2 separate regions of the Homo sapiens genome follow, and region 2 is linked to region 1. The links are chromatin loops, found by intact Hi-C in ENCODE. Cell type or tissue: MCF 10A. All regions are shown on one strand. Links, peaks and the distances in the headings refer to the core of each region. The heading gives the core; the rest is flanking DNA.

Region 1 (15,286 bases), core at 3,549-11,548:
ATTCCCTAAACAATAACAAAATTGTATCAGAAAAAAGTTTAATTATATTTTATTTAACTTGTATCTTAATTATACAAGACAATAATACATAAAAGTGTAGAGTGATGAAAATGGCATTCAAATGTGTTCAAAGGACTTTTAGCAGAATTAACTTTAGACTGATAAAAATGACTATGAGTTATATTTTCATTTCTAGGATAACAACTAAAAGAATATTTAACAAGACTGTATACTTCCAGACTAGTCAAGTCAAATGGAATGGTAAGATATCAAAAATAATCAATACAGGAAGAAACCCCCCTCTCCTCCAAAGAGTGAAAAGGAACAGGGGAGACAGAGAGAAAACACAAAATAAAATGGTAGATTTAAACTCAAATGTGTGACAAATCATAGTAAATCAGAAGAATCAAATGCTCCATCTGAAAATGACAAAGACTGCCAGGCTGGATTAAAAATAATCCAATTAGTCCAGGCACGGTGGCTCACACCTGTAATCTCAGCACTTTCGGAGGCTGAGGCAGGTGGATTGCTTGAGGTCAAGAGTTCAGGACCAGCCTGGGCAACATGATGACGATTCTCTACTAAAAATACAAAAATTAGCTGGGTGTGGTGGCACATGCCTGTAGTCCCAGCTGCTTGGGAAGTTGAGGTGGGAGGATGGCTTGAACCCTGGAGGCAGAGGTTGCAGTAAGCCAAGACTGCACCACTGCACTCCAGCCTGGGTGACAGAGCAAAATTCTGTCTCAAAAAAACCCAAAAAACCTCCAATTAAATGCTGTTTATAAGAAACATGTGAAACATAAAGATATATAAAGATTGAAACTAAAAAGATGGTAAACAACCTATCATGTCAACATATGTAAAAGAAAACTAAAGTAGTGATATTAATATCAGACGAAATAGACTAGGGCAAGAGACACATTTAAGGGACCTAAAATAAGTGGAAAGATATAACATGTTCATGCACTGGAAGACAATATTATAAAGTTACCAATTTCTTACAAACTAATCTTTATATTCAGTGTAATCCCAATCAAACTGTTAAATTTGACAAGCTGATTCTGAAATTTATATAGAATTGTCAAGGACTAACAAAGTATGAGTATTCCAAATATATAAAAAATAACTATGAATCAACAGAAAAATAGGCAAGAGACCTGAATAGCCATGTCATAAGAGAAAATCCAAATGGTCAATAAACATATTAAAAAGGTGTTCAATTTCTTTAATAATCAAGGAGCTACACATAAAAAGTACAACTTCTAAACTGGTAAAAAACGTAAGTCTGATAATTCTATGTGTTGGTACGGATGTGATTAATGGACGCCCTCATACACAGCAGGAATGTAAACTGGTTCATTGACTTTGGAAAACAGTTTGACATCATCTGTTAAAACTGAAGATACGCATTTTCTGTAAGTCAGAAATTTCATTCCCAGGTATACACTCTAAAGAAATTTGCGTGTGTGAACTGGGAGACAAACAGAAGAATGTTCTGCACTGTTTGCAATAGGCCCATGCGGAAATAACCCATCGAGAGCAAATAAACTGTGATACATTCATACAATGGGATAGTACATTACAATTAAAGGGGAAAGACATGGATGAGTCTCACCAGTGTAATGCTGAGCAAAAGAAACAAAAACAAAGCTAAACAGTATTCTTTAGGAAGACATGTGAAGAAGGTAAAAGAAGAGCAAAGAAATTATTATCATGAAAGTCAAAATGGTGGTTTGCTTTTGGAAGGTGTAAAGTTTCAACCAGGAAGGACCACGCAAGGGAAGGAGGCAGGGTTCTGTGATCCTGTAATGTTCTATTTCTAGCTGGATGGTAGTTGCATGGGTTTTCACTTAAAAGTATTTAAAATATTTATACATTTTACATACTTTTCTCACTTAAAGGTATTTAAACTATTTATATATTTTACATACTTTTCTGTATGTATGATCTATCTCACAATAAGAAAAAAATGAGAAGGAATAATACTGTGCTTCTCACTCATCTTTCTAAATAACTGGGTTTGGTTCTTTGTACAAATTCTCTAAAATGACTAAAGTGGCTGGGCACATTCTCTTCTTGGAAAGATAGCATTATTTAGTAGAAAAAGCAATAAGACTAGGGATCAGAGGACAGAAGCTCTCTTAATTAAATTCTTAATTTACTTCTCTTAAGATGCTCTCTTAAGCATATTAAGTCTCTCTGAACCCTAACTGCTTATCTATTAAATGCAGATTTAACAACTGCCCTTATCTTGGGATATCTGTGACTATCAAATCATAATATAGTAAATTAAAAGATGTTTAGAAAACAACAAACAAACAAACAGAAAAACAAACACAGCAGTTTAGTTTTAATAATCTGAAATTCAAAGATTTTTAATCCACTGGAGTCATGATGAAGCTGAGAGATAAAAACTACCGTTCCATTTTAAATAGCATTATTTGCAAAATGGTGTTATTTCTATCGGTAATGGGTAAACAAACAGGGTTCTATTTTGAGAAAAAAATAAACATAAAATATTAATTTAACCTAACAGATGGTAAGAGATGGTGTCAAAGATGCACATTAAAAGTCTAAAGAGTGAGATCTGCTCTTCTGTTTACAAAAGAAGACTTAGGAATGTCTTCAGCTCTCCAGGAAGAGAGAAATATATTTCCCAAGTTGCCCATCCAGCCCTACCTCCATTACAGATAACATTCAGCCCCTAAATTTTTCTCCCCAAATTGACTGAAAAATACAAGAATAAAAAAACCAAACCAATGTAATTGGGCTTCTCAATTAGCCTTAGTGCCACTATGGGAGAATGAACAAGCAACTGAGTGGCAAGTTTCACTGACTAAAACAAACATTGAAGTATAGAAGTTTTATGTATTTATTGTGCCACTTATAAAATAACTGCCACAAACATCAACAATGCTTTTAGAAGTTTTTCATATTCAACCACTTAGAAGATGACAAAGACAATATAAAAATGCAAAACATTTTACTATATTATAATGTTATATTATTTTTTCTATATAAAATGTTACAAGTTCTACATACCTGAATATTCTCCCTACTCCAAGTATGTGGTGTTTTATTAGCAAGTAATTTCAGATCTTGAATAGCAAGTCTCTTTACTGCCTTCCTGGGATCATTCTTCAAATACTGCAACAGAAGCTGAATCTATAAAGGAAATAAGTCACTCCATAAACAATACTGTAACTGAAATGATCATTAGAAATGCAGTGTAGTTTAGTGAAACTTATAAAGGGACAGGACTCACTTCAAATCAGAGCCCTGTCACTCACTAGCTATGTGCCCACATTTGGGCCTCTTTCTCCATGTTTGTAAAATACTACCATTTAACTTTAAAGTTTTAGCACAGGCCCTGGCATTTTACAGATACTCAATCCTTTCTTTTTTTTTTTTTATACGGCCAACTTCACACCCAGCCATGTACTCCATAACATCTCATTTTCCTCAAGGGCTCCCAACAATCAGTACTGTGAACAGAGAGAATAAAAAAGCAAGCAAAAGCAAATTAATCTGACCTTTATTAGAGAAAAGAACCTTAATGTCCTCAAGACTTGTGGGCCACTTTCTTATTTCTAATCATATATTTAATATGTAAGTTTACCAAAGATAGGCAGTTTAAAGAAAATTGAAATTACCTGCTTAGGTGTATCAACCAAAGATGACGCTGCAAGCAGAGTGAAAGTGTGCAAAGACACAATCACCATTTTGGTGGACGGATAGGATGTGACCAGCTGTTGTAAAAGCTGACGAGCACTGGAAGCCAAGATTGCATCATGGTGCATGTGCTGTAGAATGGGTATCAATTTTAGCTTCAAGTCTACTGGTGTCGCTAAACCTAGACACAAAAATAATTCTCAAGGTATTTGTGATCACCATCCTTAATAATATTCCAGATTTAAAAGCTGTGACTCATTTAGCAAAATTGCACTTGAAAAACACAGTATACTAATATATTTATAACATTAAAGATTATACTAGAACCAATTGATAAATTCAATATTTTTTCCTAAGTATTTATCTTGACATTAACTTTTCAATGATTATAAAACTACATGCTGATAATAAAAACTGCCTTTAAAAAGCACAGTAGAAAGCAAAGTCATATTTGCTGCCTATTTCCTCTCATTGTCATAGTAAAAAAATTATACATACACATATACATATATATACACAAACACACACACTTGATGGCTACAGTCTGATTATACTTATGATTTTAATTATTTCCTTCAACAACTAAATCATAATCAGGATGTGAATAAACTGTGTGTAGAATGGTTTCGAAGTCCTCTGAACTTTGTGTAGTAAATGCCTTTCTTTATTGCATACACGACTGGATCCATGAAGACTAACCCTAATCCACGTTTTCCTGTCAACAGTGGAGCGAAACCAACAAATCTTTTCTCTATGGCATGGCTTTGTGGTCATGGTGAACACAAATTTCTCAGTCGTAATGTACCACATACATGCCACAAGCTAATTATACTCTGCGTATTGCTGGCTTTTCCATGGTGAAATAATTGTGGGTATGAACGTAAGACAGCATTTCAACGTCCAACAGTTGCCTACGTCAATAAACTCCCTTGCTAGATGGCCTCTACTTGGGTTTGCCAGAGGGAAAAGAATGAGATCAGAGTATTCCCTGCTTTCCTCTCTGCAGGGTCACATCATGCTCATGTTATTACTTTGTTCCTTAAGGTTCTGAATGCACTTGACACTGCTGACCATTCTATCTTTGAAACTCACTCCTAATGGCTTTGGCTCTTCCACTTTTACTGTTTTCTGACCTCTTTCTCTGGCTGTTCCTTCTTAATCTCCTTTGTAGTCTCCTTGTCTGTCTACGCTTTAATTTCTGATATTCCCATAGGTTGGTAATAAATTCTCTTCTCATTCTATGTGTTTTCCCTGAGTGAGCTGATATAATCCCATGGTTTCCATTATCGGCTAAATGTGAAAGGCTGCCACCCATCCGTCCTCCTGCCCCGACGTCAGACGCATGTATCTCATTATCTTCTGGTCATCTGCACTAGGAGGTCTCAGAAGCATTTTGTATTAATAAGGCTCAAAGAGAACTGATCTTAACCTTGAAACTGCCCCTCCAAAAATATTCCTGTCTCAGTAAATCACATCATTATAGCTTCTTAGACCCTGGAGTCTTTCTTATTAGTGAAAGGATTCTATCACATCCCATTTCCAAATGTATTAGCAAATCTTATTGGTTCTAACTTCAAAATAAAACCCAAACTGACTCTTTCTACCTCCGTTGTTACCATGCCGATCCATTTCCACTACCATCTCTTGACTAAATTATTGCAAGTCTCCTAAGTATTCTCCCTGCTTAGGCCTTTCCCCATGGCAGACTCCACTCTTATATCCCCCTCTTTCCTCCACTGCAAGTTTATTCTCAACCCAGTACTCAGAGGGATCTTTGTGTTTACAGGCATCTTTACTAAAGATTTAGGGAGGCTCGGAGATTTTACTTGGCAGAAACAAAAGTGGCTTAAAACCAAATGTCAGGATTCTGTTCCTAAAACTCCTCTTTCATTTCCATATCTTAGGTTCCAATTTTCCTCCACCCACACTCCTATGTTTTCCTCTGCCTCTCTCTCCTGCTAATTCCTGTTCTTTCAGATTTTTTTAAGATAAAATTTAAGGAACAATAAGGTAATGAATCTTAAGTGTACAGATTAATGTATTTCTACATATGTATATTCTCATATAACTGTCATCAGATACACAGAATACTCCAGCATCCTAGAAGGCTCACCTGTATAGCTTTCATCAACTCCCTTGCTATCTACCCTTTGTTTGGGTTTAACCAATGGAGAGCCCAGCAGGAGTTGCAGAGAAGAATGAGGTCAGAGTATTTATTCCCTGGTTCTCTCACTGCAGGGTCACATCATGCTCCTGGAGGTTAGCTTCTCAAAGTGGTCCTCCTGACATGATACCAATTTTCTAGTAACCTCTCTTTAACCTGTACCCTTAGAGGTATGGTAAAAGCTATTACGGGTTCAAGAACTACATTATCCCCTATAGTACACCCTGACCATGCCTTTGTGAATGGTTCCTTTATTACACCTTCCTTGAGTTATCTTAATTCAAATGTGCCACCTGTTTCCTGCTGAGATCTTGTCTGATGCAGCAGGCACTGATAAAATCTGCTCAATGAATAAGTGATGCTTCCTTCTAATGTCATAAGGATACTTTTCTGCAGGAAAGCCCTTTTGCTAATGGTGGAAGAAAAAACACAAAGGAATAAAGGGGAACACAACAAAGCTCATTCACTGTATCTTGGTCTTTAAGTGATTTTTATTATTTATGCAAGTGAGCAAGTTCTCTTTAATTTTAATTTGAAGGACAATTTAAATGCGTGCAAAATATAACTACACTAAGCAATTCATGCCTTAGAAGGGCACAGTAGCATAAGTGGTTAAAAGCATCGGCCTCAAAGCCAAACTGTAAGTTATCAGCTTTTTTACTGTGAACCAATCATTCAGCTTTAGTGTGGCTCTATTTCCTTTCCTGTAAAACGAACATAATGGTATTACCTATCCAAGGCTGCCACATTGCACAATTCAAAGGAATGCTCTTTATAAGAATATAAACAAAGTGGTGTTCTCTAGAGTCAGGCAATGCTGTAGCCCAAGAGCTCCCTTTTATGACTGCTAGGATAAATAGGGGTATGACACGTGTATTAACCCTATGGGAGCTCTTGGGCTCCCATAATGACTGTTGTAAGGATAAATAGGGTTAATACACATGACTTATGGTATAAGAGACTGGAAAACCAGGGCTTTGTAGTCTATGGTAAGGAATCTGGATTTGATTCTAAATGCAACTGGAAGACACTGGAGGGACATTAGCAGAGAGTTCCAGAGCTCCTAATAATATTAGCCTCTCTCACACAGAGCAGTCTTCCCTACACTAATCATGCCCCCCATAAGTATGCTTTGGTGAATGATGGACCACATGACAGACGGTGGTCCCATACGATTATAATGGAGCTGAAAAATTCCTAGTAACTTCATAGACCCTGTAGTCATTGTAACACCACAGTGCAATATATTACCTTTTCTACCTCAGATATACAAATCATTTTGTTACAATTGCCTATGGGTATTCAGCACAGTTACATGTTGTATAGGCTTAGAGCCTAGGAACAATAGGCTATACCATACAGCCTAAGTGTACAGTTGGCTATACCATTTAGGTTTATTTAAGTACACTCTATGAAGTTCAAACAACAAAACTGCCTAAGGACCCATTTCTCACACAGGATCCCCATTGTTAAGCAATGCAAGACTATATCTGCATGGCTCACTCCTTTCTCTCCTTCATGTCTCACTCAAGTATCACCTCATCAGAGACTGTCTCTGATCAATATATACAAAAAAGTCCCTTCTCTGATCAATATATATAAAATAGATAAGTCCCTTCTCTCAACCCACCAACGACTTACTTTTGAGACTCTCTATCCTTCTTCTCTCACTTTTTCACCATAGCACCAGAAATGTCATAGGCACATTTGTCTATCCCCACACACCCCACCCCTGACTAGAGTGTAGGTTAGATGGGGGTAAGGACTTTGTTTTGCTCATTCCTGTATCCTCAGCATTTAGAACAGTTTGGGCAAATAGAAGATACTTAATAAATATTATTTGAATGTATGGTGACTAGCAAATAATAAGTACTTAATTAGTGTTAGCAACTATTATAAATCTAATTAAGTCACTTCATAATACTAAATGAAGAATACATACCTTGAATCATTTCACTGATTTTGTTACAGATTCCTACAGCAAAATCCCTTTGGAAAAAGAGAACAGAGAACAGAAAAAACTTACATTTGCTTATATTTTCTAAGGACTTAAAAGAAATAAAACACAATTAGCGCAGAAGAAATACAATATTCCAAACTGCAACTAATATTCCAAGGTCAGGTGCTCGGGTTAGGGGAGGTGGTAAGAAACACAACTAAAACAAAAACTCCAGCACCAAATGGGCTATGCCAACACTGCTCTAAAGCAGCTCACTTAGGCCATTACCACAATACAGTGTTATTTTTTCATAACACTAACAAGCATCTGAAATTATTTTGTGTTTATATAACAACAGGGCCTGACCTTTTTCACTCCTATATTTCTGGAACTTAGAAAAGTGTCTGAACATGGTGGATATTCAGTAAGTATTTCTTTAATAACCATATAAAGACTTCTCATAACAACTTAGAATTTAAAAATCTGTTACAGACCTTTAGGGCTAAGAAACTTCAAACTAGGAGACTGCAGGTTTTTTGTGTGTAATAATATTTTTAAAATTCTTTTTAAAATAACATTTTAAAAATTCTTAATGTCAACATTTAAATATAGTGAGCCCAAATAGAATAATTTGGTTTTTCAGATTATCCCCTCTCCTTTGCCAAAAACCTGAGCACTGGGCATCCATTCCTGCACTGTTAACAATAGGCTGGTGCCATGGGGCACTTTAGATGGAGTGGACGTGCTTCAGTTCACCACAGTTGCCACTAGGGGACACTGCTCTCACTGACAATGTTCACCTGGCCCCTGAAAGCGTGTGAGTTTGTAACTCCTGCTTTGCCACCCAGGGACTAGCAATTTAGAATAAAACAAATGTGGTTATGGTAGGAGATTGGGGGGGGAGGGGGCGGAGAACAGGATTAAATAAATTCTAAAGGTCTTATTTGGCTTGGCTTGTTACTCTGATTTAATATCCAAAACTGATCAATACAGATACTAGAAAAAAAATCCATCAGTACTGACGAAGATATGTGATCTCAAGCCAGGTCATTATTTCCGGGAGAAGATATGAACACTGATATCAAAAATATAAGTCTTGTCAGCTGGCCACAGTAGCTCACACCTGTAATCCCAGCAATTTGGGATTGCTGAGGTGAGAGGATCACTTGAGTCCAGAAGTTCGAGGCTGCAGTGAGCCATGATTGCGCCACTGCATTCCAGCCTAGGTGACAGAGATTCATTTGGTATTTTTTAATAAATTAGAAGTACATCATATTGAAGCATGGTATATTAAAAACTGTTTCTACATAAACTGCTAATTTAGATGTTTAATCATCATTTCCACAAGTGAAGAATCTTGCTGTTTCTCTTACTTGGTCTTAATCATTTTCCAAAACCAGTAATTTTGCAGAGTGAAATAAAATTAGCTTCTAATAAGAACACAAGAGAAAAACTGAACTAAAAGTGATTCTCATATATAAAATTTAATCACTAAACTACAAATTTATCATCCAAATTTAGAAACTAAATTTAGAAACTAAATTTAGAAAACTATTTTTGGAAGCACTGGAAGTATATATTTAATCTGACAGACTATGAAGCACTGACACCTTGGCAGTGGTAATCAGATGGTAATTATTCCCTAGGCACAACTCCTAATCAATAAAAGTACAGTCATGTGCAGCATAACAACGTTTTGGTCAACAACACACTACATACTGACAGTGGCCTCAAGAGATTATAACAGAGCTGAAAAATTCATATTGGCCAGAGATGTCTTGATGTCTGACCCTGTGTAGGTCTAGGTTAATGTATGTGTCTCTGTGTCTTTTCTTTGAGGGGTCTCACTATGTTGCCTAGGCTGGTCTTGAACTCCTGAGCTCAAGTGATACCCCGGCCTCAGCCTCCCAAATAGCTGGAATTACAGGTGTGAGACACTGTGCCCAGCTATGTCTTAATTTTAACAAAAAAAGCTTATAGAATAAGGATATAAAGAAAGTATGTTTATACAGCTGTATGTTTGTATTTTAAGCTAAGTGTTATTACAAAAGAGTCAAAAAGTTAAAAGAAATTAAGACTTTACAAAGTTAAAAAGTTATAGCAAGGTAAGGTTAATTTATTGTTGAAGGAAGAAAAACTTCAAAAATAAATTTAGTGAAGCCTAAGTGTACAGTGTTTAGGAAGTCTACAGTAATATACAGTAATGTCCTAGGCTTTCACATTCATTTATCACTCACTCACTGATCACCCAGAGCAAATTCCAGTCCTGCAAGCTCCATTCATGGTAAGTGCCCTATACAGGAATACCATTTTTATCTTTTATGCCATATTTTTACTGAGCCTTTTCTATGTTTAGATATACATATACTTACCACTGTGTTCCAACTGCCTACAGTATTCAGTACAGAAACATGCTGTACAGGTTTACAGCCTGGGGCAACAGGCTATACCATATAACCTAGGTGTATAGTAGGTTATACCATCTAGATTTGTGTAAGTCCTCTACAATGTTTGCACAATGATGAAATTTCCTAACAATGCATTTCTCAGAATGTAACCTCATAGTTAAGAGACGTGTGACTGAAATTTTTAAAAGTCCTCTCAATACCAACGACTCTCTCAATGAGGGAAAAAAATGCTTATTTTCAAAGGCACAAATAGGAACTGTACTTATTCAGGTATTTCTGATCATCAATTACTGCTGCATCTATTAATTTTGATCTGTGAAATTAAAAATTATATGCTTTCTATTATCTACTTTTTCAGTAAGAATTCCTGGAACTCTGAAGGTTTGATAAGAATAGCTGAAGGGGCCGGGCACACTGGCTCACGCCTGTAATTCCAGCACTTTGGGAGGCCAAGGCAGGTGGATCACCTGAGGTCAGGAGTTCAAGACGAGCCTGGCCAACGTGCTGAAACCCCATCTTTACTAAAAATACAAAAATTAGCTGGGCATGGTGGCAGGCGCCTGTAATCCCAGCTACTTCGGAGGCTGAGGCAGAAGAATCACTTGAACCTGGGAGATGGAGGTTGCTGTGACCCGAGATTGCGCCACTGTACTCCAGCCTGGATGACAAGAGCAAAACTCCATCTCAAAAAAAAAAAAAAAAAAAAAAAAGCTGAAGAGGAGGGTATGCAAATACTATTTTTTAAATTTTAAAAAAATTTATCCTCTCCCTCCCCCTCCCCCTCCCCCTCTCCCCACGGTCTCCCTCTGATGCCGAGCGGAGGCTGGACTGTGCTGCCGCCATCTCGGCTCACTGCAACCTCCCTGCCTGATTCTCCTGCCTCAGCCTGCCAAGTGCCTGGGATTGCAGGTGCGCCGCCACGCCTGACTGGTTTTTGTATTTTTTGGTGGAGACGGGGTTTCGCCGTGTTGGCCGGGCTGGTCTCCAGCTCCTGACCGCGAGTGATCTGCCCGCCTGGGCCTCCCGAGGTGCCGGGATTGCAGACGGAGTCTCGCTCACTCAGTGCTCAATCTTGCCCAGGCTGGAGTGCAGTGGTGTGATCTCCGCTCGCTATAACCTCCACCTCCCAGCCGCCTGCCTTGGCCTCCCAAAGTGCAGCCTGTGCCCGGCCGCCACCCCGTCTGGGAAGTGAGGAGCGTCTCTAACCGGCCACCCCATCTGAGAAGTGAGGAGCCCTTCCGCCTGGCAGCCGCCCCATCTGGGAGGTGAGGAGCGCCTCCGCCCGGCAGCCGCCCCATCCGGGAGGTGGGGGGCGGCCCCCGCCCGGGCAGCCGCCCCGTCCGGGAGGGAGGTGGGGGGCAGCCCCTGCCCGGGAAGTGTGGGAAGTGAGGAGCCCCTCTGCCCAGCCGCCACCCCGTCTGGGAGGTGTACCCAACAGCTCATTGAGAACAGGCCATGACGACGATGGGGGTTTTGTCGAATAGAAAAGGGGGAAATGTGGGGAAAAGAAAGAAAGATCAGATTGTTACTGTGTCTGTGTAGAAAGAAGTAGACATAGGAGACTCCATTTTGTTCTGTACTAAGAAAAATTCTTCTGCCTTGGGATGCTGTTAATCTATAACCTTACCCCCAACCCCCTGCTCTCTGAAACATGTGCTATGTCCACTCAGGGTTAAATGGATTAAGGGCGGTGCAAGATGTGTTTTGTTAAACAGATGCTTGAAGGCAGCATACTCGTTAAGAGTCATCACCACTCCCTAATCTCAAGTACCCAGGGACACAAACACTGAGGAAGGCCGCAGGGTCCTCTGCCTAGGAAAACCACAGACCCTTGTTCACATGTTTATCTGCTGACCTTCCCTCCACTATTGTCCTATGACCCTGCCAAATCCCTCTCTCCGAGAAACACCCAAGAATGATCAATAAATACTAAAAAAAAAAAAAAAAAAAAAAAAAAAAAAAAAGTTAACTTTTCAGGATTCAAAAAATTTATTATTCACCTGGTTATAAAACTGGAACTTGCTCATGCCAAGATATAGAGATATAGAGAAATTTATAAAAAGAAAATAAAAATTATATACCATCTTACCAAGATTTTGATATATATCCTTCTAGTCTTTTTTTCTATTGCATAAATACAAATATTACGGCTTTTATTTTTTTTAAACAAATCTGTTACATTATATAAGCTATTGGGGTTTTTTAAAACAAACCTGTTATATTACATAACCTATTATGTAACCTGCTTCCAAATATGTTTCTAAAAACATTGGTTTTAAGTTGTTACCGTATTCTATTGTATGATCATAATTTATCTAAGCTCAATGGAAGAAATTTAGGTTGCTTCTCATTTCTTTTGTTGTTACAAGTAACACTACAACCAGCATCCATACAAATAATTATCAGTACATATTGCTGTTATCTTAGGATAAATTCTAGAAGTGAATTTCCTGGGTCAAAGGGATGTACTTGTTTAAGGCTTTTCATACATATTACCAAAATGCACCCCAGAAGGCAATGCTACTTTTCCTGTCAGTCAGGGAGATACTGTATTTTCTTTTACAGAAGAGAAGCCAATCAAACATAGTAATAAAACCATGGTCAACATTTAATCCTCCTGCCCAAAACAAAATACTGTTCTGTAAAACAACAGTGTAGGACATGACATTCTGAATAGGTTAAAATTGGTTTTAATTCAAGTTATTGTCTTTGCCAAACTGTGGACAGCTCTAATGCAAAACAAATTAACATTAGAAGACAGTAAGTAAGCAATTTAGTATTACAGATCTATATGTCTGGGAGAAGCTCCTCAGTCAACAAAGCTTCTGCTACCCAATGAAGCCTTCTCCAACTAATCTATGCTGATCCTGTCCTTCTGGAAACTCATTTCATTTACACAATTAATGCCAACATTTGTACTTACATTTTCCATTTTATGAATTTAAGTCTTGTTTCCCCAACATAAGGTAAACCTTCTTGGAAAACACACCTTGTAATTTACACTTTCCTGTATCTCTCAGTGTTTATATAAGTTGATCAGTTTTTCCTTCAAAAATTTTTCTTGGGAAGCCAAATTACTAAAAGGGATGTACTTTTGTAAGCTTACTTTGACTGTGCAGAGAAGTTTGCAGCAGCAAAAACAGCAGCTTCAACTTCTACATTATCATGTGAATCTAAACTCTGACGAATACTATGATGAGCATTCTTCCTCTCAGGAATTATTGATGCCAGACTTCCCAACATCCTACAGAAACAGAGAAACCCAAGAAGATCGGGCATAAAATAAAGTCAAGGTCAGAAAAGTAAGAGGCAAGGCAAAGTCAGATTATCAAAACTAAAGTTTATAGGTAATTCTATGTAACTCCAGTTAATAAAGCATAACTTTAGAAATCCATGACTCAAATTTTAAACGCTTTTACATATTTCAATATGTCAGAAAAATTAAAATGGCTTATCTAAAAAGCAAAATTTTTAACAATCACCTTGAAGTACCTCCCAGGTACCAAACAGCCCAGGAAGGAAACTTCTGAATTATTAAAGCATCAAAATATCAATTTTCCAATGTTGCATAAAGAAGTCCATTTCAGCAAAGCATTAAGAATACAACATTTTTGCTGTTAAGCAGATACACAAAGTAAAAAAAAGTAAGAGCTCCCAATCTTTTTTTCCCACATCAGTAAATATTGGTATGATGATTTTCAAATGTCCTCAAGATCAAGAAAGCAGTGGTTGAGGACGCCCCTGGGGCTCACACCAGAATCAACAACGGTGCAGAAGGTAAAGCTTGGAAAACACAGTCTACTTTATAATAAAATCATACATTTAGAAAGGAAAAAAATCTATTGTTTGTGGTATAAACTACAGAAAGTAGTTTGAAAAATCCTTTCAGCAGAAAGGCATACATTTTAGAAATTTGCAAAACACTGCAGTAAACAAAACCTACAATGTTCCTACAATGACAACCTTCTTCAAAGTCAACATCCTAAATAACCTTCCAATGTGACATGTAATCACCTAATTATTCCCTGTAATTACACTCAAAGTAGTACTGTTCCTAGTACTGTTAAAAATAAGTAATACTGTTAGTAGCAAGAAACTAAAATGGACTAAATATGTAATTTATATTTAATTTGAAGGTTTTGGAATTATACATCTTTCAAAAGAAATAACAAATGACTATTAATCTATTATACCAGAAAAGATTAGACTAGGCTAATACTGACACATTTAATGACTTATTCCCACTGCTTCCGGCTTAATTTTTCTCTTCCTACTTGAGTACCTCCTTCTAGAATGTTTACAAAACAGGTCCTATATGGCAAACCTCCTAAGGCCTTGTGTGCCTGAGAATCTTTTTATTTTACTACTCTTTTAAATGAAAACTGGATTAGATATAAAATTCTTGGCTCAATTTTCCTTTAATACTTATTGCATCAAGTGTTACTGTAGAAAAATCTGATTTCAATCTAATTTTTTTTTCCTTTAAAGTGATCCTTCTTTTTGGAAGCTTTCTAGAGATCGCTGGCTTTATTGATAACCACAGTGCTTAAAAAAAGAATTGAGGCAAAAGTCAATTGCCATGACTTAGAGAAGGGCAAGCATGGAAAATGATTAACATTCAAATATTAATCTACATTCTTATCAAAATATTCAGGCTAGCTCTAAATTATTTATGAAATTCATTCCACCAGTTAAATTCTATTCTTTTCTATTATCTTTTGATTAAAAAAAAAAAACCATGTTTGTGAAAACCAATTCAAACATTACCAAAAAAAGCCAAATGGAAAAGCCTCTTGTAATCTACAACCCAAAGACTCTACCAAAAATAATCACTGTTAACAGTATATATTCCTCTAGATTTTTTTCTGAGCCTATATAAACATATATATTAATATCAACTAGCAAAATGAGTTAACAAAATGGATACTATTTGACTACTTTTTAAAACAATATCTTTCTATGTCAGTATATATAGACTCACAACTCACTTTACTCTTTAAAAGTTATACAGTAGTTCACCAATAGCTATTCCCATGTCGATTTTTCCCCAATTTTTCATTCTACAAAAATGATACTATAATCATCTATATACATATATTCACC
Region 2 (15,286 bases), core at 2,998-10,997, 360 kb after region 1:
TGACTTGAATTCTTCTTTGATTGTGTTGCACATAGATATGGTAGTCTGCTCTGTATATTTTTCCCTTTTATAATGTGCTTTTCACACTGCTGCAAACCTTAGTTACATCCTAGGAAAAAATACTTCCTAAAATAAAACTAAGGTATCATCCTTACCCTTCTCTTTGTCTCACCCAGAAATATGATGGGGGGAATTACCTGCCCTAACCCCTCCCTCAATAAATACATTACTGTACTCTGGAATTTAGGCAAAACCTTAAATCTCCAGGCTTTTTAAAGCACAAAATATAAATAAAAGCTGGGAAAGTAAACCAAAATTCTTCAGATTGTTCCTCATGAATATCCCCCTTCCTCTGCAATTCTCCAGAGTGGTAACAGATGGGTAGAGGCAGCTCAGGTGAATTACCCAGCTTGCCTCTCAATTCATTCCTCCTCTTCCTCTCAAAGGCTGAAGGCAGGGCCTTTCCAGTCCTCACAACCTGTCCTTCACCTAGTCCCTCCTGACCCAGGGATGGAGGCTTTGAGTCCCACAGTGTGGTGATACAGAGCACTAGTTGTCACTGCCTGGCTTTATTTAAAGGAACTGCAGTAGGCTTCCTCTGTAGAGCTCTGAAAAGGTTGACTATATAGAGGTCTTGTATGTTTTTACTTGGTCAAGTATTTCTCACATCTTTTGTTATCAGAGTACCATTCCAATCTCTTAACTTGCAGTTGTGTGGAAAACTGTTTTGTAATGAAAGATCTTCATTGGGGGATTGAGCAGCATTTAATAAAGTCTATGTTTGTATTTTGCCTTATGTCATCTTTGCTTCTTTTAGCTCTAAGCTTAGGCATACAGGAGAAGTCTGCCCCCCTTTTTACATACATATGTGTATTTATAGAAACTTTTAAGACAAATTGTGGGACGAAGTCTAATTTAAAAATAGGAAGATTGTGTGCCAAGGTTGAGTGTTCTAGCCCTTTACCAAAATATGTTTTACAGAATATTTGCATAAAATTCTAAGTTCTAGGATATCTTTCCATCATCTTTCATATCCTTGTATGTTAAGAGGATGGGTTTAATTTACTTTGAAGCTAATTTTTCATAATCCATAATAAATAGCACTTCTAGTGAAGAGCAGGGAGCCTGTGGCACAGTTAGAAATCAGGTATTATTGGCTGGGTGCGGTGGCTCGCGCCTGTAATCCCAGCATTTTGGGAGGCCGAGGCGGGCCGATCACCTGAGGTCAGGAGTTCAAGACCAGCCTGGCCAACATGGTGAAACTCTGTCTCTACTAAAAATATAAAAACTAGCCATGCGTGCTGGTGGGCGTCTACAATCCCAGCTACTCGGGAGGCTGAGGCAAGAGAATCGCTTGAGCCCACAATGACCCAAGATGCACTCCAGCCTGGGCGACAGAACAAGATTCTGTCTCAAAAAAAGAGAAAGAAATCAGACATTATTGTAATAAAGTGTTATCTGCTACTGATGTTTACTTCTGCTTTAATATTAAAAACTCTAGCACAGGGGATGCACACTACTCCCAGGTCATCATGAAAGCAGTGTACCAAAAGGAAGAGCACTAAAATTCTTTTACAACAATAGCTCATGCTTTGTTTTTCTCAAGTAGTAGGTATTGCAGAGTCATCTTGTCATGGCCATCAGGTTAAGGTGTTCCTTCTAGATTCTCTACACTCACCCAGGGTCAGCTAGTATTGCTGACAGCTGGGGGACAGCGCAGTTAAAAATGATGATCCTACACAAAACAGAAGGAAAAGGCAAGCGCCTGCCTTTCCAGAAAGTGAAGGTTATGTCTAAATGTCTATTCTGTAGAAGGTTTAGGTATATTTCTTTTACTGAAGAGCAACCAGAGTAGATTTTGACAGGTTACAGCTAATAAAGGTTTTTCTCTCTGAAAAGGTAAAATCGTTCACTTCCTAATTATGTGCTTACATGAAAGCAGATTTAATAGGTCTCTCAACTTTATTTATTTATTTATTTATTTATTTTGAGACAGAGTCTCACTGTGTTGCCCAGGCTGGGGTGCAGTAGCATGATCTTAGCTCACTGCAACCTCTGCCTCCTGGGTTCAAGTGATTCTCCTGCCTCAGCCTCCCAAGTAGCTGGGATCATAGGCGCGCACCACCACACCCGGCTAATTTTAGTATTTTTAGTAGAGATGGGGTTTCACCATGTTAGTCAGGCTGATCTCGAACTCCTGACCTCAGGTGATCCACCCGCCTCAGCCTCCCAAAGTGGTGGGATTACAGGCGTGAGCCACCATGCCCAGTCTCAACTTTCTACAATACAGAGAATATAGTATGTTCATTGAAACAAATTTTATTAGATATTTAAGTAATATTAAAGTGACTGGCCGGGCACAGTGGCTCACGCCTGTAATCACAGCACTTTGGGGGGCTGAGGCGGGTGGATTGCTTGAGCTCAGGAGTTCCAGACCAGCTTGGCCAATATGGTGAAACCCTGTCTCTACTAAAAATACAAAAATTAGCCAGGCATGGTGGCACATGCTTGTAATCCCAGCTACTTGGGAGGCTGAGGCAGGAGAATCACCTGAACCCAGGAGGCAGAGGTTGCAATGAGCCGAGATAGCGCCACTGCACTCCAGCCTGGCAACAGAGTGAGTGAGACTCTGTCTCCAAAGAAAAAAAAGAAAAAAAAAAAAAGAGAAAGTGACATATTGTCAGACATGCTTTAAAAAAACACACCCCCCTTTTTCACTCCCCTTTTTATCAGTACTGTTAATGTAAGCTTTTATGCCTGGCTTTGCATTTGCCCTGCAATAAAATAAGATTTTATAAAGAGACCTAGGCTAAAACTTGAATTCTCATGCTTCTGTGGAGCAGAAAAGTGGCAGGGAATATTTCTTTATACAGTTCACTTTTAATCATTCATCCAAAAAACAGTTTCTTCCCATTTAAAATGCCTATTCATACATTTGAGTTATTCCCTTTGGATTATCGGAAGCCAGATTACAAAATTTAGGAAATGCTACCAAGTCCTCTTTGAAGCAACAGGCACATAAATAATTTAAAACTCTGGAAACAATTTTTAGAACCTTAATGTGAAAAATAGACTTTTTTTTAATGCATACTCATTTCTGTCAAAGGCTAGGCTAAAAGCTTTTTGAGGGTCACACTGCGTATGCCCCTTCCTCATATGATGGGTAGTTTTGTGGACACAGTAAAGAGTTAACCCAGCTTCCTCGGGGACACCAGGTCACTCTTTCTGGACACCTGCCATCAGTTGCCATGCCTAACAAACCCTTCCCTGGAAGCAGTTAGAACATACCTTGGGAGTCAGATCCATCTTGGGAGTCCAGACTCATACTACCTTTTTGTCCTTGGAAGTCACCAAATGAAAGTAATTGTGCCCGATGATTGAGCAGATATTCATATTGTCACACTCGTTCCTTTTGTATTAACTTTTATTTACCTGTTAATGAAATCATCAAAATACAATGAGTAGGCACCTTCTATGTACATCTGTCCTAGTGCTTTTGAGTGTTAATCTAAACTCATACATCAACAAACATTCTAGCCGGACAAGTAGGTGGCTACTCAGTCCATTAAGAAACTTAATTACTAGTTTCTAGTAGCCTTAAAGTCTCATTTAACATTTAACAAATCAAAGAGCATGTCAGAGGCTGGACATCAATGGCAGATGATGCCAAAGTCATAGGGTTTTGCCTTTGTGTACAGTGCATAGGCTCCAAAGCATGACCTGCACGTCTTGATACTCAGGAATTTTTGGAAAAAGAAAATCACACTCTTTTGTCCACTTTTAAAAAGTGAAAAGTAGAGCCTTCATTACCCTAGTAGAGCTTAACCTAATACAATACAATGAACCAAACAGGAAGAAAGGCATCTTCTACAAACCCTATTCAAAAGTCATTGGCCAGCTCTTTAAAAAGTTTATTAATAATTTAAATATTTAAATAACTTGTAGGTTTATCCATTAGTCTCTTCTATTAGGCTCTACACCGCCTCTTTTGGGACGGGGTTAGAAGTTCCAGTTTTACATGCTGTTCCTCCCAGCAAGGCCCCATTTCTTCAAGTGAGTACAGGATTGTTGATAGCTCCGTTTACAAAGTGGAAGTGATGACAGCTCCCATTGATGTGGACAGTTCTCTAAACAACGCGAGGTGACTTCAGCTTATGTGGCTCGTTGCCTGACCTCTTCTTTTAAGGTATCTCTTTCTAATTTTGATCATCCATTTTATACTCAGTTTGGCAAACTCTGCTGCTTTAAATAATGCCAAGAAGGCGCCACAGAGAAGAGCAATTGTGTTCCAAGGATTGGCAGTGACTATCTGTGAAGCAAACAGAAACAAACAGGATTACTGGTTTGCTTCAGTCTTGATTCTTTTTTTTTTTTTTTTTTTGAGATGGAGTTTCGCTCTTGTCACCCAGGCTTGTGTGCGTGGCGCAATCTCGGCTCAGTGCAAGCTCCGCTTCCTGGGTTCAAGCAATTCTCCTGCCTCAGCCTCCCGAGTAGCTGGGATTACAGGAACCTGCCACCACACCTGGCTAATTTTTTGTATGTTTAGTAGTGTTATTATCAAGAGCCCTTCCCAAATTATTGGGACTATAAGAAAAATACCTGGGTTCTGAAACTGTCATAACTCTATATACTTCATTCAGACTATACTTTTAATGTCCATAGCTCAGTTTGAGGAGAAAAATACTGACTCCTCCCTATAATAAAGTGATTCTGAAAGAAAGCTGTTTTTCAAAAAAGCTCTGCACAAATAAGATAGGCAATATTTAATTTTGTGGCCTAATCCAACAATAAGTGACCTTGCTTTGAGATGAATTTCCCTAAAACTATACCCAGTCCATAAGAAGGTGAGCTCCTCTTGTTCCCATCTCATAGTTACCATAGTTTCAAGTGTTTCCTCATTTCTAGTCCAATGGCTGTCTTTCCTCCCAAACTCAGAGGAGGATTCCTGCCTCCAGTCCTCTGCTCTTTTCCCCATCTACGATGCTTTCCTCCTGTCTAGGTTTACTCATCCTTCAAAGTCTCAGAGCTTTCCCTGACCACTAAGCTAAAACCCTTTCTGGACTTCAGCAGAGCTATTTATCCTATGAATGCCCTTCACAGTTCCTTATGGTCTGGAATCAATAATTTAAAACAATAGGATTGTTCTCTCACTAACTCTTGAAGGCAGAGTTGTAACTCTTTAAGGCAGAGTTCTTATCTTGGATTTCTGACTTCCACAACCTGGTAAGAATACTTTTTTTTTTTTTTTTTTTTTGAGATGGAGTCTCACTGTCGCCAGGCTGGAGTGCAGTGGCGCGATCTCAGTTCACTGCAACCTCCGCCTCCCGGGTTCAATCTATTCTCCTGCCTCAGCCTCCCGAGTAGCTGAGACTACAGGCACATGCCACCACGGCCGGCTAATTTTTTGTATTTTTAGTAGAGACGGGGTTTCACCATGTTGGCCAGGATGGTCTCGATCTTATGACCTCGTGATCCGCCTGCCTCAGCCTCCCAAATAAAATACTTCTAAGCTCAATTTAGCAGGGTGACCTTAGTATGCATTTCATTGTTCACATATGAAAATGGTGATACCACCACTTGACTGCTGTGAAGCTGAGTAAAGCATGCCTCGGGTACTGGGCTCCACTTGGCCCATAATAGGTACCTCATACTGAATATAGTAGGTTAAAAAATGTTTTATCACACATTACACAACGAGCTGCAAGCCCTTCTCCCCAGTCTTGATTCAATAAGCCTCTGCACATCCCTCTTCATACAAAGCCTTGCCAGTCCATAATTAATAGTGGTAGTGGGTGATAGCAGAGCAAGCACATCCGTATCACAGAATCCCCACCTGGGGGTGGAAGCTTACACGTTTGGGTCTCAGCTATGAAACAGTTTCCTGTAAGCCATGATCACATCAGGATATATTATGATGACATGAATGCCAATCAATACTAGATTTAGGCCTGGCTCTGGTGGACGGTGTGTCTTAAATGTTCCTTTAGCAAAGCTGTCCAATTATTCCTCCCCTTCCAAGATCATGAGTCAGAATTTGACGTTAGAGGAGGTGGAGCCAGATGGCTAAAGAGAACCCTCCAGCGATAGTCCTCTGCAGCAACACCAAACTCAGCTATCCATGTAAGAAAGTATCTACACAAGAGCCAAAAAACCAGGTGAGAGATCACAGTATCTGGTTTAGTATAATAACAGGAAAAGACACACTGAAGAAGAGTAGAAAGGAGGGTCTCACGCTGCCTACACACCCCTCCCCCAACCTTAGGCAGTGCAGCAGAGAGAATCTGTGAGCTTGGGAGAGGGAAGTGAGTCTGGAACTTGCATTGGAACTTCACAAGGGAAAACAGCACCAGGCAGAATTCTGAGGCCCTGATTCCAGGCTAGAGCCCGTGAAAAGAGTATTAGGCCCACCCCAGATCAGAGGGGCATCTACCACCCCAGTGGGAGGAAACCAAGTCTGGGCCCACTTTACAATAGACTAAAGTGGCCTTAGGCCCCAAATAATTTCAGTGGCAGCCAGGCCATAGCAACCACAGCTCTGATACTGCACTGGTCTGGGAGTCTGTGGGTTTGGGGTGTGATCCAGCATGACACCAGCTGCCTCAACTCCAGGCAGTGCAGCATGGTGGAACACTCCTGCTTGGGCAAAGGAGAGGGAAGAGTATGAGGGACTTTGCCTTGGAACCTAGTACCAGCCCTGCCACAGCACCAGGAAGAATCCCGAATCCCCTAATTATAGGCTATTGCTCCCAAATGGCACTTCTAAACCCACCCTGGCCAAAAGGCAATCGGCCACCCTAGCAGGATGGACCCAAACCCCAGCCAGCTTCACCACTGGCTGACTAAAGTGGCCTTAAGCAAACCCCAGTATTGCATTGGTTTAGGAGGGACCCAGGGTGGTGCCAGCTGTGACAGCCATGGGAGTACCTGCCTTACCCCTCCCCAACTCCAGGCAACTCAGAGCAGAGAGACTCCTTCCCCTTGAGGGAAAGATAAGGGACTTTGCCTGGGAACCCCCAGGGCATTCTCTCTGATCCTCCCCAAGTACATCAGGGCTGGATATCTAGAAGTCTACAAGATAGTCACAGTGTAACTTGGCTTAGACTGCCCTCTAGTGCTGAAACAGCTGCAGTGACTGACTACACGCTTAGGGAACTCATCATCAGTCACCTTTCAATTTGTAGAAAATCTCCTGAAGATAGATGGGTATAAACAAGGGCAGACTGTGAAGACTGAAATAAACACCTAAATCTTCAATGCCCATAGACAGACGTACACAAGCACCAGAAAAGTTCAGAGAAATACAATCTCATCAAACAGACTAAGGTGCCAGTGACCAATCCGGGAGAGAGAGATGTGTGACCACTCAGGGAATTCAAAATAGATGTTCTGAGGAAACTCCAGGAACTTCAATGAAACACAAAGACTCAATTCAGAAATTTATCAAAGAAATTCAACAGAGATTAAAATAATTTTTAAAAATTCAAATAAAAATCCTAGAGCTGAAAAGTACAATTAACAGACTGAAAAATGCATCAGAGTGCCTCACAGAATTGATCAAGCAGAAGAATTAGTGAGCTTAAAGACAAATTATATGAAAATACACAAATAAAAAAAAAAGAATGAAGAACACTCACAAGGTCTAGAAAATAGCCTCAAAAGGGTAAATCAAGAGTCAATGGCCTTGGCCGGGTGCGGTGGCTCATGCCTGTAATCCCAGCACTTTGGGAGGCCGAGGCGGGCGGATCACAAGGTCATGAGATCAAGACCATCCTGGCTAACACGGTGAAACCCTGTCTCTACCAAAAATACAAAAAATTAGCCGGGCGTGGTGGCGGGTGCCTGCAGTCCCAGCTACTCGGGAGGCTGAGGTAGGAGAATGGTGTGAACCCGGGAGCTTGCAGTGAGCTGAGATTGGGCCACTGCACTCCAGCCTGGGTGACAGGGTGAGACTCCGTCTCAAAAAAAAAAAAAAAGAGGCAAAACAAAAATATAAATAGATATAATAAAAAGTCAAAATGTGAGGAGTATGGAGTTGAAGTGTAGTTTTAAAAGTTTTTTGTTTCTTTGTGATCAAAGTTAAGTTGTCCTCAATTTAAAATAACTTGTTTTAACTGCAAGATGTTTTTTATAAGCCTTATGGTAACCATAAAGCAAAAACCTATAATGGATATAATAAAAATAAAAAGTAAGGAATTTAAAGAGATAATCATTTATCCACAAAGACAGTAAGAAGAATGAAGTTACAAAACCAAAAAACAAAAAACGAAATAGCCGTAGTAAGTCCTTCTCTATCAGTAATAATATTGAATGTAAATGGACCAAATTCTTAAGACACAGTTGCTGAATTTATTAAAAAACAAGACCCAACGGTATGCTGCCATACAGCGTATAGTTCACCTGTAAAGATACACAGATTGAAAGTGAAGAGACAGGCCAGGCGTGATGGCTTATGCCTATAATCCCAGCACTTTGGGAGGCCAAGGTGGGCAGATTGCTTGAGATCAGGAGTTTGAGACCAGCCTGGTCAACATGGCAAAACCCTGTCTCTACTAAAAATACAAAAATGAGCCAGGTGTGGTGGCGCATGCCTGTAATCTCAGCTACTTGGGAGCCTGAGGCAGCAGAATCACTTGAACCCGGGAGGTGGAGGTTGCAGTGAGCCAAGATCATGCCACTGCACTCCAGCCTGGGCAAGAGAGCAAGACTCCATCTCAGAAAAAAAAAAAAAAAAAGTGAAGGGATAGAAAAAGACATCCCACACAAATGTAAATAAAAAAACAGGTTTAACTATACCTGTAACAGATAAAATAGACTTCAAGTCAAAAACTGGAAAAAGAGACAAATATCATTATGTAATGATGAGGGAGTCAATTCAACAAGAAGATACAACAACTGTAAATATGTATGCATCCAGTATCATCAAAGAAACCACATATATAAAGCAAATATTAATAGATCTAAAGGGAGAGACAGACTGCAATACAGTAATAGTAGGGGACATCAACGTCCGACTCACAAAAATGGACAGCTTATCTAGACAGAAAATCAACAAACATGGGATTTAAACTATACTCTAGACCAAATGGACCTAACTGACATTTACAAAACATTTCATCTGGCCAGGTGCGGAGGCTCACGCCTGTAATCCCAGCACTTTGGGAGATCAAGGTGGGCAGATCAGGAGGTCAGGTGATTGAGACCATCCTGGCTAACACAGTGAAACCCCGTCTCTACCAAAAAATACAAAAAAAATTAGCCGGGCCTGGTGGCAGGCGCCTGTAGTCCCAGCTACTCGGGAGGCTGAGGCAGGAGAATGGCGTGAACCCGGGAGGCAGAGCTTGCAGTGAGCCGAGTTCACACCACTGCACTCCAGCCTGGGCGACAGAACGAGACTCCGTCTCAAAACTCCAACTGCTACAGAATATACATTTTTCTCATCAGCACATGGAACATTCTCCAGGGGAGACCATATGTTGGGCCACAAAACAAGTTTCAACTAATTCAGAAAAATTAAAATCATATTAAGTATCTTGTCTGACCACAGTGGAATAAAACTAGAAATCAATAATGAGGAATTTTGGAAACTGTACAAATACATGGAAATTAAACATGATGCTCCTTAGTGACCAAAGGTCAATGAAGAAATTAAGAAGGAAATTTTAACATTTATTGAACAAATGAAAATGGAAACAATATACCAAAGCCTATGAGATACAGCAAAAGCAGTACTAAGAGGGAAGTTTATAATAAATGCCTACATCAAAAAAAGTAGAGATTTCAAATAAGCTAACGATCACCTCAAAGAACGAGAAAAGAACAAACCCAAATTTATCAGAATAATAATTATCAGAGCAGAAATAAATGAAACTGAAACTTAAATGAAAAGTTAGTTGTTTGAGGCCGGGCGCAGTGGCTCACACCTGTAATCCCAACACTTTGGGAGGCTGAGGCCGGCAGATCACAAGGTCAAGAGAACAAGACCATCCTGGCCAAAATGGTGAAACCCATCTCTACTAAAAATACAAAAATTGGCTGGGCATGGTGGCGGGTGCCTGCAATCCCAGCTACCTGGGAGGCTGAGGCAGGAGAATCGTTTGAACCCAGGAGGCGTAGGCTGCAATGAGCCAAGATCGCAACTGCACTCCAGCCTTGTGATAGAGCAAGACTCCATTTCAAAAAAAAAAAAAAAAAAGAAAGAAAAGTTAGTTGTTTGAAAAGTTAAACAAAATCTAAGTTAAACAAAATCTATCTAAGAAAAATATAATGAAGACCCAAATAAATAAAATCACACCAAAATAAAAGACATTACAACTGATGCCACAGTAATATAAAGGATCATTAGAGACTTAATGAAAAACTATATGCCAATAAAGGAAAACCTAAAAGAAGTGGAAAAATTCCTGGATACATTGTCTACCAAGATTGAACCATGAAGAAACAGAAAACCTGAATAGACCAATATGAGTAACAAGACAGAGGCAGTAATAAAAGAAAAGCCCAGCACCTGATGGCTTCGTTGCTAAATTCTATCTAACATTAAAAAAAAATTAATAGCAATTCTACTCAAACTATTCCAAAAAATTGAAGAATATTCCCAAACTCGGTTCTGCAAGGCCAGCATTACCCTGATACCAAAACAAGACAAAGACACAACAAAAAATGAAAACTACAGGCCGATATCTCTGATGAACACAGATGCAAAAGTCCTCAACAAAGTATCAGCCAACCAAATTCAATAATACATTAAAAAGACCATTCACCATGATCAAGAGGGATCCATCTCAGAGATGCAAGGATGATTCAACATATGCAAATCAATAAATGTAATACATCACATTAACAGAATCAAGAACAAAAATCATGTAATCATTTCAATAGATGGTAAAAAAGCATTTAATAAAATTCAACATACTATCATGATAAAAACTCTCAATGTGCCGGATATGGTGGCTCACTCCTGTAATCCCAGCACTTTGGGAGGCCGAGGTGGGCAGATCACTTGAGGTCAGGAGTTTGAGACCAGCCTGGCCAACATGGTGAAACCTCATCTCCACTAAAAATACAAAAATTAGCTGGGCATGGTGATGTGCACCTGTAATCCCAGCTACTCAGGAGGCTGAAGCACAAGAATCATTTGAACCTGGGAGGCAGGGGTTGTAGTGAGCTGAGATCATGCCACTGCACTCCAGGCTGGGAGACAGAATGAAACTGTGTCAAAAAAAAAAAACAAAAAACAAAAAACAAAAAAAAAACAAAAAACTCAACAAACTGAGTATAGAAGGAACATACCACAATAAAGGCCATACATGACAAACCCACAGCTAACATCATATGGGGAAAAATTCAAAGTCTTTCTTCTAAGATCTGGAACAAGACAAGGGTGCCTACTTTCATTATTTTTGTTCAACATAATACTGGAAGTCCTAGCCAGAGCAATTAGACAAGAGAAAGAAATAAAGGGCATCTGAATTGAAAAGAAGTCAAACTGTCTTTGTTTGCACATGATATGATCTTATATTTTGAAAAACCTAAACACTCCACCAAAAAACTGGTAGACCTGATAAATTCAGTAAAGTCACAGGATACAAAATCAACACACCCAAATCAGGAATATTTCTATATGCTAACAGCGAGCAATCTAAAAAACTTATAGCAATGCAAGAATAAAATAAAAAAGAGAGCAATCCCATTTATAATAGCTATAAAAATATAAAATACCTAGGAATAAATTTAACCAAAGAAGTAAAAAAATCGCTATAATGAAAACTGTAAAAATAGGGATGAAAAAATTGAACAGGACACAAAAAATGGAAAAATATCCTATGGTTCATGGATTGGAAGAACTAGCATAATGTCCACACTACCCAAAGCAATCTACAGATTGAATGCAATTCCTATAAAATACCAATGACATTCTTTACAGAAGTAGAAAAAAAATCCTAAATTTTGTATGGAACTACAAAAAACCCCAGATAGCCAAACCAATCCTGGGCAAAAAGAACAAAGCTGAAGGCATCACACTACCTGACTTCAAAATATACTACAAAGTTATAGTAAACAAAGCAGCATGGTATTGGCATAAAAACAGACACATAGACCAATGGAACAGAACAGAGAATCTAGAAATAAATCCATGTATATGCAACGAACTCATTTTTGACAAAGGCACCAAGAAAATACAATTGGGAAAGGATAATCTCTTCAATAAATGGTGCTGGGAAAATTGGATATCCATATGCAGAAGAATGAAACTAGACCCCTATCTCTTACTATATAGAAAAATCCACTCAAAATAGACTCAAATCTAAGACTTGAAATTATGAAACTAGAAGAAAACACTGGGATAATGCTTTAGGACACTGGTCTGGACAAAGATCTTTTTGGTAAGACCTCAAAAAGCAGAGTCAACAAAGGCGAAAACAGAAAAATGGGATTACATTAAGCTAAAAAGCTTCTGTACAGCAAAGGAAACAATCAACAAAGTTAAGAGACAACCTACAGAATGAGAGAAATTATTTGCAAACTATGCATCCAACAAGGGATTAGTAACCAGAATATATAAGGAACTCAAACAACTCAATAGCAAAAAAAGCCAAATAATTCAATTTTAAAATGGGCAAGAGATCTGAATAGAGATTTATCCCAAAAGATGATATTCAAATGGCCAAAAGGCATATGAAAATATGCTCAACAACACTAATCAATCAGGGAAATGCAAACCAAATCCAAAATAAGGTTATCACCTCCCCTCAGTTAAAATGACCACTATCAAAAAGACAGTAAGTAACAGATGCTGGTGAAGATGTGGAAAAAGGGGAATGCTTGTATACTGTTGGTGGGAATGTAATAATTTACATTATTAAACTCACTATGAAAAAACAGTATGGAGGTTCCTCAAAAAGCTAAAACTAGAACTACCATATGATCCAGCAATCTCATTGCTGGGTGCATATCCAAAAGAAAGGAAATCAAAAAAGAAAAGAAAAAAAAAAAAAAAGGAAATCAGTGTATCAAAGAGATATCCGCACTCCCATGTTTACTGTAGCACTATTCACAACAGCCAAGATATGGAATCAACTCAAGTATCCATCAACACTTAGGATGAATGGATAAGGAAAATGTGGTGTGTATATATATATATAAAACACAATGGAATATTATTCAGCCATTAAAGAATGAAATCCTGTCATTTGCAGCAAAACGAATGAAACTGGAGAACATTATGTTAAGTGAAATAAGCCAGGCACAGAAAAACAAATACCACACGTTCTCACTCATGTGGGAGCTTAAAAAAAAATGAGTCTCATGGAGGTAGCGAGTAAAATGGTGGTTACCAGAGGCTGGGAAGGGTTGGGGGAAGCAGGAGATGAAGAGAAATTGGTTAATGGGTACAAAAATACAGTAAGATAGATGACATGATAATACAGTAGAGCAATTATAGTTAACAAGAATGTATTATATATTTCAAAATAGCTAGAAGAATGTTCCCAATGCAAGGAAATTATAAATGTTTGAGATGATGGATAACCCAACTACCCTGATTTTTGATCATTAGACTTTGTCTGCATTTATCAAAATATTACATGTACCACATAAATATGTATATTATGTATCAATTTTTTTAAAATATGGCATTAATTAATGCTTTGTTAATATTTTATTTGTACCATTATGTTCTTACTACAAGTAGTATTTATCCTACAGGGAACCATTAAGAAAAAGAATAACTTGCAACTGCAGTAACCTGTATAGTGGTAACTTAATGCTTTCTACTCAATTTATTCAACGAACATTACTACTAAGCAGCTACTTTGCACTAAGCACTCCACTATATCCCAGATAAATTATGGTGAGCAAAATGAAAGTCCCCCTCCTTTACAGAGAAAGTCTAGTGATGAAGACAAGACCAAACACAAAGAATATATAACATTGATGTCATAAATATAAATTACAAGCTGATTTGTGCTATGAAAAAAGATGAGGACAGGTAGGTAGACTTATCAGTCTACAAGAATGAGCCAAAAGACTTCAGGGCAGCATCATAATCTTAAATAATACATCTATCATAATCTTAAATAATACTATCATAATCTTAAATAATACTATCATAATCTTAAATACTCACATCTTGGACTTTCTGGATGAAAGGATCTTTCCATTCAAAGACCACAAAAAACAATTGAGCACTTTTTTTGGCAGCTGGCCTCTGGTCAATGTAGTTAACCACACTTGTCTAGATGTGGAGGAGAGAAAGCAGTGTTACCACCTCTGTGTGCCCTTCCCTTGCCTGTGCCCAGCGAAAGGAGAGAGAGTAGGCAGGGGATCATAGTCTGTGGTTCTCCTCACACTATTTTTTGGAGAGAGAGTGGCAAAAATCTCATATATACAAGATCCTGACATTGGTAGCAAAGCCAAGGCTTTACCTTGGTTTCCACAGTTCTCTGGGGAAATGGGATCTGTGATTTACAATAGGTGTTTTGGATTGTCACTGAAATTTGTCACTAGGTATCTGTACTCACAATTAAACCATATTCAGGCCAGGCATGTTGGCTCACGTCTGTAATCCCAACACTTTGTGAGGCCTAGCCAGGCAGATCACCTGAGGTCAGGAGTTTGAGACCAGCCTGGTCAACATGGTTAAGCCCTGTCTCTACTGAAAATACAAAAATTAGCCAGGTGTAGTGGTGGGCGCCTGCAATCCCAGCTACTCAGGAGGCTGAGGCAGGAGAATCGCTTGAATCTGGGAGGCAGAGGTTGCAGTGAGCCGAAATAGTGCCACTGCACTCTAGCCTGGGGGACAGAGCAAGACTCTGTCTCCAAAAAAAATAAAATATTAAAAATAAACCATATTCAAACTACCATGTAAGACTCACAATTAAAAGCAATAAAAATTCCAAATTTCAAAGTACTTGGTTTTCAGATCAAGTATTTCTCTGAATTTTCAACGCTTGTTTCAACCCTTCAAGTTTACAGGGACAAAGCACAGCTGCATAGATCCACACAGCTGAGCATTCCCTGTAAATACTTAGTAGGTGTGCTTGGTGAGATCTGGTTGTCAATTACTAAAGACGCTGTGTGGTGTAACGGAGAGCAGACAGGTAACAAAGGCAGAAACCAGCTCCACCCAGAGGCTCAGATCCATCATCGAAGCTGAGCCTCAGCTTTGCCACCCACAAAGCTGAACAAAATGCCTACGTCACTACAGTATAGGGGCATACCTATGTGAGAGCACTCTAAACTCTAAAATGTGATTTTAAAACACATTTTTTAGTTTTGTTCAAAAGAG

Evidence for each region. Hi-C counts contacts between places; a loop is a spot of excess contacts. Peaks named below come from ENCODE experiments on the same cell type or tissue, not always from the same donor. Only the 100,000 strongest peaks of a DNase experiment are listed, where the experiment ranks them.
Region 2: a loop joins it to region 1, with 20 times the contacts of the local background. A loop is called at or near these places in 12 of 110 quality-filtered maps.

Annotation. Positions count from the first base shown.
Region 1 is chr1:212,003,597-212,018,882 of GRCh38, forward strand. It overlaps INTS7 (integrator complex subunit 7), which reads right to left. Exons shown (of 20, transcript NM_015434.4): 4 at 13,290-13,427; 5 at 7,779-7,825; 6 at 3,654-3,853; 7 at 3,043-3,165. Among named protein-coding and RNA genes, the nearest start is that of INTS7, 24 kb to the right of the region's middle. In MCF 10A, for the core only: a CTCF peak has its summit at 8,548 (motif pointing right); a DNase peak (open chromatin) is centred at 8,555.
Region 2 is chr1:212,361,068-212,376,353 of GRCh38, forward strand. It overlaps PACC1 (proton activated chloride channel 1), which reads right to left. Exons shown (of 8, transcript NM_018252.3): 7 at 14,126-14,233; 8 at 2,861-4,309. The coding sequence ends at 4,148. PPP2R5A (protein phosphatase 2 regulatory subunit B'alpha) reads left to right here. Exons shown (of 13, transcript NM_006243.4): 13 at 1-786. Among named protein-coding and RNA genes, the nearest start is that of SNORA16B, 16 kb to the left of the region's middle. RefSeq lists a silencer at 3,186-3,386 and enhancers at 6,038-6,623, 6,624-7,207. In MCF 10A, for the core only: a CTCF peak has its summit at 7,110 (motif pointing left); DNase peaks (open chromatin) are centred at 6,044 and 7,104.